Regions from separate parts of the Homo sapiens genome. Here region 2 is linked to region 1. A link is a contact called in ENCODE Hi-C data. All regions are on one chromosome and are shown on one strand. The core of a region is the stretch at or near the end of the contact, and the rest is flanking DNA. Distances in the headings are between cores, read along the strand shown.

Evidence for each region. A loop is a pair of places that touch in the nucleus more often than their neighbours do. Pooled maps may share reads with other maps.
Region 2: a loop to region 1 is called in a map of IMR-90, with 3 times the contacts of the local background. The contact joins two enhancer-like sites. A Hi-C loop is called at or near these places in 2 of 168 maps with a recorded cell type or tissue (IMR-90 and prostate gland), 9 of 37 single-sample maps with no recorded cell type and 10 of 50 pooled maps.

The regions. Positions count from the first base shown.
Region 1 is chr15:35,750,384-35,756,337 of GRCh38, forward strand. The region is part of intron 2 of DPH6-DT (DPH6 divergent transcript); the gene reads left to right. Among named protein-coding and RNA genes, the nearest start is that of MIR4510, 170 kb to the right of the region's middle. Within about 2 kb of position 3,207, at least 2 of the 41 ENCODE cell types and tissues checked have a DNase peak (open chromatin) inside an H3K27ac peak, as active enhancers do.
Region 2 is chr15:35,067,055-35,073,493 of GRCh38, forward strand. No RefSeq gene overlaps it. Among named protein-coding and RNA genes, the nearest start is that of NANOGP8, 15 kb to the right of the region's middle. Within about 2 kb of position 4,162, at least 2 of the 41 ENCODE cell types and tissues checked have a DNase peak (open chromatin) inside an H3K27ac peak, as active enhancers do.

The DNA of each region.
Region 1 (5,954 bases), core at 1,957-4,456:
AGACTATAATACTGTAAAATGAGTTTTGCCTGTTATCTTTCATCTATAAGTTAGTGAAGAATTTCCCACAGTATTTATTGGAAGTTCCATTGTCCATTCTAATTTCAATTGTCTTAATACATATGGAAATACCGGGGATTTTATAATCAATCAATCAGTCTACTCCAAGTTGTAGAGATCCTCAACTAAATGTAATGTATTTTCTAGCACTGACATTTATTTATTTGCATCTTTGTACTGCAATTTTTATTAGGATGCTCTTTTATTAAGGGTAATACTTATTCCTCCAACTAAACATTTAAAAATTAACTCTAAGCTTCCACTAGTTTGAAAAATTTCTGGTAGCTTGATTTGAAAATGTAATTTTAATACATATGATTAACAAATATGATCCCATGCTATAATTTTAAAATACTGAAATTATTATTCTGTATCCGATTATATAAGTTTAAAAACAGAGTTAAAAATAGAAAATATTGCCGTTTTTCTTGTTTTCTGATATAATTAATAAGAAAAAAAGCTAAAAGCCCAAGGGAAGTTTAAAAGTGTAGAAAAAACTTGACAATGAACATTTGCCTAATATGCTTGGTGCTACATGTACTTACAGCGTAAAAAATAGATCAACCTAGAATCAGACTCTTCCAGAAATTCTTTCCATCATCCAGTTCTTAGCAGAGTTTCTTCTGACATAAAGGTAAGTAGACTGAATAGTCTAGTGAGAAAGAAAGCGATCACTTTTTCTGGCCGTTACAGTAGAGAAGAGAGAAGTAGGATAATGCCTTTAGTCACAATGCTGGGACTTCAAAACAGAATTAAAACTCTGTTTAGGAGAATGTAGGCTCAAGAATCATTTCGACACTATTACATATTTCTTTTCTTCCCCCAGTAATTATTCATTCAGCTATTATAACTAACCACAGTAATTTTCTTAGAACAAAGGAGAGCATGGCAACAATAGCTTTAAAAATGACGAAGTTTAAATGCCCAAGGTCAGAGTGTAACGTTTTGATTTCCATAAGTATTTCAAATGCTACAGGCTTTATGTAATAATTTTAATGTGAAAAATATGCAGGCCACGCTTCACTGCTCTTTGCATATACTGCAAAGAGGGAAAAAAAACCTTAAAAATTGCTTAGCTTTAATTGAGCAAAGGGATTCACATGTGATCTGAACTTGTGGTTCATAATTCCTCTAGACAGCTTCGGTTGCCGTGTGATGATCCTAATTAAATTATGTAACGGCACTGAACTAGCTAAGCTAAAGGGCCTGTTCTTTCACATCACCTGGTGACTTAACTCTTTACAGGACTCTGGGTTTGGGGCTTTGGTCTTCTACCACAATCTTGTGTGTTTTTTCATTGTTAAGGGAAGGAAAACACAGTATTGATGGAATCCGCTTTAGAAGTTTCGGCCTGTAGGTGGCAGCATTGTAAGGTTTTGGAAGTCGTGAGCTCCCAGGTCTCTGCTTGCCTTTCCCCCAAGCCTCATCCACCCGTGCCACATCAGGGGAGCTAACATCACTATACGCTCATGTCAGGTAAAACTAAAATGGAGAGAAATGTCGTAGTCAAAAAATTAGGCTTTGTTCACTCCCGTTTGTGTTTCATTATATTTCTGATGACACGGTACATTTCTAATTCTGACCTGAGATTCAGCTAAAGGATTTTTCTCAGTAGTCAGGCGTCAACCCATGGCAAACCATACTTTTTCAAGATAGGCGTTTTACCAAGTAAAGAAAGGAAATTATTCTGGGGGAATAATTATTTAACTTAGCCATGCCTATTTTAATCACTTGGGAACAAGTTAGACGGCTTCGTGGGGCCATATAGAAATCACCTAACGAGGTCACCTCACAGTAATCTCAGTGTCCCTATAAAGGTTGGCTTCCCTCTCTTCCTCCCTCCTTTTCTCCCTCCCTCGCTCCCTCTTTTTCTTCCTTTCTGCTTTCCTTTCTCCCTCTCCTTCTCCCTCCCTCCCTTCCTCCCTTCCTTCCTTCTTTCCTTCCTTCCCTCCCTCCCTCCCTCCCTCTTTTCCTTTCCTTTTCTCCATGTGCGGTCACCTTTCACTCAAGACCTGAGATTACCTTTCTGATTTGGCAAGGGTGGAAAAGAAACGAAGGTTTACCAAGTAGAAAAGAAATAAAAACTTCACCAAATTTGATACATTTAATTTACAATTCATGATTCATGTAGCTTTTAATGATGTATTGTTTTATGCAATATGAATTTCTCAGATTATATCACTATAATACATAATAAATGCATATATGTGGATGCTAGCATGGATTTTATTGACTGTGATGTTTTCCTTAGACCCACAGAGATCTTGCAGTCTTACCTCGCACACTTCTCTCTGAAAGTTGTGCTTCAAAAACTTCCCTAGGTGATAATGGCAACAGTGTAGTGTAAGGACACTGGTTTCAGGCCTTGTATGAAGTCTTTGGTTAACTGAATCCTTGGGGAAAATCATTTCTGAGGTCAAGATTGACAAAATTGTTTAAGTATTATTGAAAATATAAAACAAAATTGTTTCCTCAATAAATATAATTAGCTGCATATACTGCAGTTTCAAGAGCAAGCACTGATGTTAGGACCAGCTCTTTAAATAAAATAGGACCTCTGTGGTCTCTGGAGGGAACATGCATAAAGCAAAGTAAATGATTTTCTGTCAACACTAAGTAGACAGGTGCTTACATTGAACAGCATTCTAATATGTCTCTGAATATTTATGTCTTCTTTTTCAAATGCATTGCCCATGAATGTCACAGCTGTCAAAAATCTGTACACAAGAAGATAAAAAATGAAATTAATAAAAGGCAGATCAACATTTCGTTTGTTTGGAACACTTTTCCCCCTTGCTGCTTTCTTTTTTCTTTCTTCTTTTTCTTCTTCTTCTTCTTTTTTTTTTTTTTAATTTTTAACTCAGCTGTGTTTTAGGATTTTGGTACATCTGCATGTTCTAAAAGGCCAACGGAAATGTAAGTTGACTAGTTGTATTTGGGCTGGCACCAGGGCCTGTCTCAGTATTTAAACACCAAAATAATCAATGGAATTAATGGCCAAGAGGAACAGGGTCTGAGGATTTTTCTAGCCATTTCCGCTGTCCATGCGCTTGGCTTGCTTGGGTGCCACAAACGAGATTCTGACAGGTTGTCACTGCCCTGACCTGAAACTCAAGTTTGTGAGGTGAGAGGCTCTTAAATCTTTTGGCTTCTGTAGCCCAGAGTTTTAGCTGTGCAGAGTTAGTGCCAAAACAAGCCATCATGTGCCCTCAGAGTTATAAAGGAATTTGGTTTTCAGAGCAGAGATGACTAAATAGAATTGGTGGTAGATCAAAGCAATGAATAAAAAGGTCTATTTAGTCATCAGATCCCTGCCTCTCTGCTTCTCATGGTACTGAGAGAGCCAGTGTGTATAAAGAGCATGTGTTAAGATGAACTCAGCAGTCACTTGACAAGCATTTATTCATTAAGAAGCCGCACATTTTGAGGTACCTGGTTGTTCTTATTAGTAAGTAACCCCCAGCAAAAATATCCCCCCAGATGTTTTCATATTTACTTTGCAATGTCCGAATGAATCATTTGGCAACAAAGGAAAATACAGTTTAAAGATTGAATCAGGAATTTAAGCTCAGGAACTCTTTGTACTTTGTTTTGCCCTTGATGAGAATTTTTCTAAATTAAAAACTCTCCAAATTGTCAAATCGGTGTTGCAAAAACCTCAGTTTAGTAAGATTTAGCATTTGGTTTCCAAATTTTGGTCATGTAATTGGTGTTTTATTGATAACCGCAGATATGAACCAGATGTAATCAATATTGGTTTAGCTCAGATTTGATTTGGAGAACATACTGGTTGCTTTGATTTTTTGTTGTAATTATAGAAGTTAAAGAAAAACCCCACATAGATTCAGTTCTGATTTGAAGAGGGTCACTGGACATTTTTTTTTTCTTTTAAGAAAATTTTAGTTCGTTGGCAGTCTGATTAAACAAATATTTGAGTATATTTATATTGGGAGTTGTACAAAAGTAGTTTGTAATATGGCTCAGTTCAAGTTCCTTTGATTTGTACTGTGCGATTGATATGGATCACTTCAACAAAATATCAACCTCTTTCAAATCAGTAATTTAACCTCTTGTCGGTAAAATTAGGGGTGATCAAATTGGCAGGGACCGTGAGGATTTTTTAGAGGTAGATGCTGATGCTCTTGTGGCTGGAACCTAGAATTTCTCTCCATCTCTGCCCATTGGAATCCTACTCCTTCTTCAAGATCCAACACAAACGCTACACTTCCCATCAAGCCCTCTCTGATTCTCCCTAGACAAAAGTATTTTTTTCTCTTCTTTTTTTACATGACACTTTGTAAGTACTTTAATGAAAGTGATTATCATATTCTGCTTCAAGTTATAAATAGTGGTTGATGTGTTTACTTCTTTCAATATATCATAAACCGAGAGCAGAGGCTTTGTCTGTTTTAAAATTTGTATTACTGCAGTTCTAGTACTCTTGTTTGCAGATTACTTATAAGTGTTGTGGCTTTCAATACTGGTTGAATCTTTGTTGCTGTTGCTTATTTTTTGTTTTGTTTGTCAGTTTGTTTTGGTTGGAATGGCTCATTTGGCAGGAAAAACATTGCAGCTATAAAATATAATCCAAATGCTTATTATTGAAAACCTTCTAGGGCATTTCATAACGTATACATAGAGTATCTAAAAAATATGCAACCATTACTAGCAGTTCACTGAAGTTCACATTTCAAATAGGTTGCATCTGTTTCTAATCAGGTAACTGAATGATTAGCAGGAGAAAACATATGATTAGAAAGCATACAACCCTTGCTGATACGTATTATTTTAAAGCTCTCCAAACTAAGGTCAATAAAGGAATAGTACATGCAGCAAGAAAAGCTAGATTAGAGGAAGAGTTTCACCAGTAAACCCTTTTGTGAGCTGTTGTAGAAACAGAACTAATTTAACTGATGGGTTGAGGCATTTTGGGCTGACATGCTAACTAAGGAATGTAAAAATAGATGAGAAGAATGGTGACTAGGAAAATTATGAGAGTTGTAGTTGAAGAAAATAAAAAAATGTTTGCTGAGTAGAAAGTCAATGAGCAGATGATTTCATCCGTTTTTATAGGGCTATACTTTTAACTCAAAGAAAGCTAAGTAAGACTAATGGAGAAAAGCCCTACGTTTGATAAAATAAAATAAACAGACACTATTACAAATAAGAAATGTTGGAATGCTCTTTGTTTACTGTCATTACTAATGGGAAAGATAAAATGACTTTCTTGAGGTAGTATATCATTTTAAGATCATACTTATCTCTTAGCTTAATTCATCAACTGAGCTACTTCATTTTTGAACAGTTTTTACACCATTGAGCTTGAAGTTCACAGAAGGAAAGAACAAAAAGCTCTGTTCTCTACTATGATTTGAACCAGACACAATTTACTTCAAAACTGCATGCTGTTCTTCAGTTAATTACTCTCCCTCTGAATTCTATCAGATGTCCCTTTTTCTGCAATTTGGACAGTCTGCAACAGAAGAAAGACATGGGGAAACTTGCTCTTGGTTTTATGTTGGTGACATGCTTTATGAATTGACTTGATATACTTTTCCAGGATTTATTACAGAAACTGGCTACACTTTTCTGTAGACCATCCCTACTCAGTATAGTCAAGGCTCACTGGCTTAACAGAACGTTATGTCTGACAACACCAGTGTGCCTACAAAGCTGTTCTAAAAAGAATGAAAATTTGGTTTGATGTAAAAGTCTACTGTTCATACAATGCCTTGTAACACTGTATTTCATTAATACTATTATTATTTTTAAACTGCAATGTGAGACCCAAGTGTGAGACAAAGAATTTCAAGTTCAAAGTAACTTGAAGCCACAGGGCCCTCAGCTTGGGAAATTCTTGGAAATATTGGAGGTCATGGACCTTCCAAAAAACA
Region 2 (6,439 bases), core at 2,912-5,411, 680 kb before region 1:
TTATCTGCTTCATTTAGACTTCTTACCCCCACCCAGCTGGGTCCTAGAATGTAAGCTCCTTGAGGGTAGTGAGCTTCCTGTCCTTATTGCTATGTCTTTAGCACTTAGACCAGAGCTTTAGGAACGGGGAGAAGTCCTCAAAATGCGATAGATTGAATTTTCTGCCAGCTAGTATTGTCTGACTTGCCAATGGCTCCAAATTGTTCCCTGTATTAAAACCCACTGGTGGCTGGGGGAGGTGGCTCTTGTGTTGGGCTTGAGATCTTCACCTGTCAAGGACCACTTGCTCATCTACTGATCAGCCTCTGCTGTTATTCCAGACCATGTCCCATGGCCACCTTGCATCTTTCCCCATCTCATTTGATGAGAGCTGATATACAAACTCCGGAGTTTTTCCATATTTTCTAAAAGTTCAGTTTTTTAAGTGTAGTGTTTGGTATTCCTTTGTTTTGGCCATTTCTGTTCTCATTGTATTTCATACAATTCAAAAAATGCTGGAGGTTAAAAGTGCAACTTTCCTCCAGTAGGAAAATGTTTAATGCCTTTGGCAAAACTGTTTTTTCTCTGTGCTGCTGAGATAGGATGGGTCTCATAAATCTCCCAGAGTTCAGGCTAGAGAAGAGTAACTCCTAGACTACAGACTGCCTGCAAGAATTGCCCCAGCTTCCTGGAGCGTCCTTTATTCTGCATTTGCTTCTTGAGTCCCTATTCTGAAATCTACTTTCTGTTACAGACGGGAAGAAGCCAAGAGGAAGAAAGATATTTGCATAGAACTCCACAGTTTACAAAGCCTTTTCACATGTTATCTTTTAAAAATCCTTGCCATTAAACTGTGAAATGTGTGCTATCTCCGTTTAGAGATGAGGAAATAGAGGCTTAGAGAGGTTAAATAACACGCTAACAAGGAATGAAAGTGTCATTTCAACCCAAATCTCCCAAATATGAACCTTACATGTTTTTCTACTCCCAAACGATGTCACAAATGAGCCTCTTAAGTTTGCTAGATTTTTGTTTCCTGGTTACTTCTCTGTGGATGTTACGGTTCCCCAAACTTGCCCTCTCCTCTATGTGTTTACTGTCACTTATATTCATCCCTATTCACATCTCAGCTCACACAAGATAGTGGAAGACAGTGGTAAGAGTGGGATCTGGAGTCACACTGCCTGAGTCTAAATCTTGGTCCTGCCATTTACTCTCTGTCAGACCTTGAACGGTTTGTTTTTTTTTTTTTGAGATGGAGTCTAGCTCTGTCGCCCAGCCTGCAGTGCAGTGGCGTGATCTCGGCTCACTGCAACCTCTGCCTCCCGGGTTCAAGTGATTCTCCTGCCTCAGCCTCCCTAGTAGCTGGGACTACAGGCGTGTGCCACCGTGCCCAGCTAATTTTTGTATTTTTAGTAGAGACGGGGTTTCACAATGTTGGCCAGGATGGTCTCAATCTCCTGACCTCATCATCCGCCCACCTCGGCCTCCCAAAGTGCTGGGATTATAGGCGTGAGCCACAGTGCCCAGCTGGATGGTTGTTTAACCTCTTAGTTCTTAGTTATTCCATCTGTATGACGGGATAATTACAATGCTTATTTTCAAGGGCTGGCAAAGAAAGAATACAAATATCTAATTGCTTAAAGAGTATTCCATTTGCTGTGATTCCCTCCCGATTTTGCACATCACCCATTTCCCCTGTTTCTCAAAAATCGCCTTTTGATCATCGTGGGAATTCCAACCAACCACCCCTACCAGAGAGAGGAAAATGAAAGGAGAAAAAAGAGAGGAGAAAAAAGGGAAAATCATGGAGCAAATGGGTAGAAGTGTCAGATGTAGAGAAAACGTTAAGACAGCCAGCTGAATTGAAAGAAGAAGGAATATTAAAATAAATGTACAAATGTTGTTCTGTGGAAGGTTGAGGAGAAGAGAGGAGAGAAATAGCTAAAAATGGCACTGCCTGTCCTGGCAGACATGTCCTGGCTCAGAAGGATCTGCTGTGAATCCAGGAACTAGCAGAGGAGCGTGGAACCCAACTCAGCAACTCTGCGGGAGCAGAGGAAATGATGAGAAGAGCTGGCTTGGGCAGGAAGGAGGAAGGATGACAGGAATTGTCTCTGTAGAAATCCAAGTGGCAGTTGGGATGTATTTGCGTTTTAAGAAATTATTTTTTTTTTAAAAAAAAGGACAACAAGCTTTTTATACACTCTTTTGCTTAGCAACAAGAGCCACCAAAGGCATGTGTTCAGTCAAAATGTCAGTTGCTCAGCTCATTAAAATATTAAGTGAAACACTGACGACAATTACACAGCATTGAGCCTTTTTGTCTGCCAAAGCGTGCCTTCCAATGCACAACAAAGTGGGTCAAAAGTTTGTTTTGTTATTTTATCATTTCTTTTTATCTTAGATTTTTGATGGAGTTTCTTTTCAGTAGGTGAAATGGTTGCCAAGTTTGGCAGGGATAATTTGAGGACGGGGCACTTCAATAACTCAGACATCTATTTCTGGATGGCCAAGGAAAAGAAAGACTCCCCTGAATTTCTTTCTGTCATAGAAATTCACTCACTCAACAAATATTTTCTAAGCTTCTGCTGTGTGCTAGACCTTGTGCTAGATGTTGGGAATAAAGTTGTGAGCAAGACAAATACATACCATGTTCTCATGATGAGATTCTTGGGTCCTACTCAAATTTGTTTACCTAGACAACAACTCATGTTCAAAATCTCTCTTCCAATCACGTAAAATGAACACCTCCTAAGATTTCCCTTGCCAGGCTCTGCTATGAGAAATGAACATTGATTACCAGGGGATGTGGATAGATTATGAGGTGTCCATAGCAAAGAACAGCTATGAAAGTAATCTCCCTATGGGCCCTTGTACCTGGAATATATAAAAGCATACACTTTGAAATATAAAGCCTTAACCCACAGGACTAAATTCCTGCTCGGGGGATTTCAAGCATACACACACACATTTATTTACGTGGCTCTCCCAGTGGCATACCTGTATTTTGATGGTTATAATGTAAGTAGAGCGAGCATTTATTGAATGTTTACCAAGTACCAAGAATTGTGCTAAGCACTTTTTTTTTTTTTTTTTTTTTGAGACAGAGTCCTGCCTGTTGCCCAAGCTGGAGTGCAGTAGTGTGATCTCAGCTCACTGCAGCCTCTGCCTCCCAGGTTCAAGCAATTCTCTGGCCTCAGCCTCCTGTGTAGCTGGGACTACAGGCATGCACCACCACGCCTGGCTAATTTTGTATTTTTAGTAGAGATGGGGTTTCACCATGTTGGCCAGGATGGTCTCCACCTCCTGACTTCGTGATCCACCTGCCTTGGCCTCCCAAAGTATTGGGATTACAGGCATGAGCCACTGCGCCTGGCTGTGCTAAGCATTTTAAATGAAGAAACTCGTGGCCGGGCTTGGTGGCTCACACCTGTAATCCTAGCACTTTGGGAGGCTGAGGCGGGTGGATTGCCTGAGCTCAGGAGTTCATGACCAGCCTGGGCAACACGGTGAAACCCCGTCTCTACTAAAATAAAAAAACTTAGCTGGGTGTGGTGGTGGGTGCCTGTAATCTCAGTTATCCTGGAGGGTGAGACAGGAGAATCGCTTGAACCTGGGAGGCGGAGGTTGCAGTGAGCCCAGATCACGCCACTGCACTCCAGCCTGGGCGACAGAGTGAGACTCCATCTCAATAAACAAACAAACAAACAAACAAACTCATTTAATCTTTAAATCGTATAAGGTTTGAAGACCTGTAATAGATCTGAGATTTTGCTCTATTTCCAAGCTTCTGGATGCTGGCAGAAGACAGTAGACTTCTGGGTCAGAGGCAAAGGACATTATTACTCATGGCTCAGCCAGCAGCATGAGCATGAGTACATTTGTACAGCTCCCCTGGCCTGAAGTTTCAAGGGGTGCCAGCAAATGGTGGATTGTGCTCTAGGAGAAGAACTCTAAGCTTAAAAAACCTGAATCTTTTATAATGGGCAGTAAGCAGACTGCCCTTTGCTCTGGAGGGAGACATTATTTCTATATTTCTTTTTTTTTTTTTTTTTGAGACGGAGTGTCGCTCTGTTGCCCAGGCTGGAGTGCAGGGGTGCGATCTCGGCTTACTCCAAGCTCCGCCCCCTGGGTTCAAGCGAGTCTCAGGCCTCAGCCTCCCGGGTAGCTGGGATTACAGGCGCACGGCACCATGCCTGGCTAATTTACAGGGTTTCGCCTTGTTGGCCAGACTGGTCTCAAACTCCTGACCTCAGGTCATCCGCCGGCCTCGGCCTCCCAAAGTGCGGGGATTACAGGCGTGAGCCACTTCACCTACCTACAGCTTTCATTTTCAAAACTTCCTTCAATTATGCAATCTGCAGTTACTCAACTTTTTGGTAAACCATACAAGAAGTGCAAAAATGATATATTCATTTCCCTGAGGAAAATTTTGACAATAATTACACATTTGTTTAACCAAGTCAAAGACACTGAGTTGAAAAACTGCCGATTTTGTTATTTTTTACTAGAACTATAACATAGGCTTAGTATATACCGTCACAATTCTACTTTAAATAAGTAGAATTTACATGTTAGCATGCTGAGCAGTTTTTAGACCACTTTGGGCTCACAAAGAGTGACATGGATTTTTTTTTCTCTTTTTATTACAATTTTTTTTTTTTGAGACATAGTCTTGCTCTGTCGTCTAGGCTGGAGTGCAGTGGCGCGATCTCGGCTCATTGCAAGCTCCACCTCCTGGGTTCACGCCATTCTCCTGCCTCAGCCTCCCGAGTAGCTGGGATACAGGCGCCCGCCACCACGACCAGCTAATTTTTTGTACGTTTTTTTTTAGTAGAGACGGAGTTTCACGGTGTTAGCCAGGATGGTCCTGATCACCTGACCTCGTGATCCGCCCGCCTCGGCCTCCCAAAGTGCTGGGATTACAGGCGTGTGAGCCACCGCGCCCGGCCTTTATTACAATTTTTATTGAGATAATTTTGATATGCAGTTGTAAGAAACAATACAAAAAGGTCCCTTGTACACTTTGCCCAGTATCCTCCAATGCTACCATTTTGCTAAACTATGGTATATTGCAACTAAGATATTGACATCAATACAATCCACTGACATTATTTGTATTTCAACAATTTTACTTTTATTCGTTTGTGTTTGTATTAAGCTCTACACAATTTTATCACCCATGTAGATTCGTGTATCAACCAATACGATCAAGATATTGAACAGTTCTTGCCCTTTTATAACCACACCTACTTTCCTCCGGATCCCCCATCCCAATACGACCCGTGGCAACCACTAATCTGCTGTGTATCTCTGTAAGTTTGTCATTTTATGTAAATGGAATCTATAGCCTGTAATCTTTTGGAATGGGCTTTCTTTTTCACCCAGCAAAATTCCCTGGACATACATCCAACTTGTGTGTATCAATTGTTTCCTCCTTTTGATTACAGAGTAGTATTTCATGGTATGTATGCGCCACAGTTTATTTAACCATTCACCTGTTGAAGGACATTGATGCTGATTACTTTTTTTGCTGTTACAAATACAGCCACTAGGAGCATTCATGTTTTTGTGTGACTGTGTTTTCTTTTCTCTGGCATAAATGTCCAGGAGTGCAATTGCTGGGTTAGATTTTAGTTGCATATTTTCATTAGTGTTTACATGTACTGTAAGTGTGGGAGTATGTGTGAGAAATATCATAAAATTTTATCCCATGTGTAGATTAAAAACTTTTTAAAAATATAATATCAACTTTTATTTTAGATTTAAGGGGTATGTGTGCAGGTTTGTTACATGAGTTTATTACATGACACTGAGGTTTGAGGTATGAAAGACCCCATCACCCAGGATCTTTAACTTCTACTCTTATTACTTCCACTGCCTATTGGGTACTGAGCATAGTACCCAATAGGTAGTGTTTCAGCCCCTGTCCTCCTTCCTCTCTCCTGCTTCTAGTAGTCCCCAGTGTCTGTTTTTCTCTCTCTTCTTTTTTTTGACACGGAGTTTCGCTCTTGTTGCCCAGGCTGGAGTTCAATGGCATGATCTTAGCTCACTGCAATCTCTGCCTCCTGGGTTCAAGCATTCTCCTAGCTCAGCCTCCCAAGTAGCTGGGATTACAGGCATGTGCCACCACACCAGACTAATTTTTGTACTTTTAGTAGAGACGGGGGTTTCCCCATGTTGGCAAGGCTGGTCTCGAACTCCTGACCTCACGTGACCTGTCTGCCCTGGCCTCCCAAAGTGCTGGGATTACAGGCATGAGCCACTGCACCCAGCCCTGTTGTTCTCATCTTTATGTCCCTGTGTATCCAATGTTTAGTTCCTGCTTGTAAGTGAGAACATGATGCAGTATTTGGTTTCCTGTTCCTTTGCTAATTTGCTTAGCATAATGGCCTGTAGCTACATCCATGTTGCTGTAAAGGACATGGTTTTGTTCTTTTTATGGCTGCATAGTATT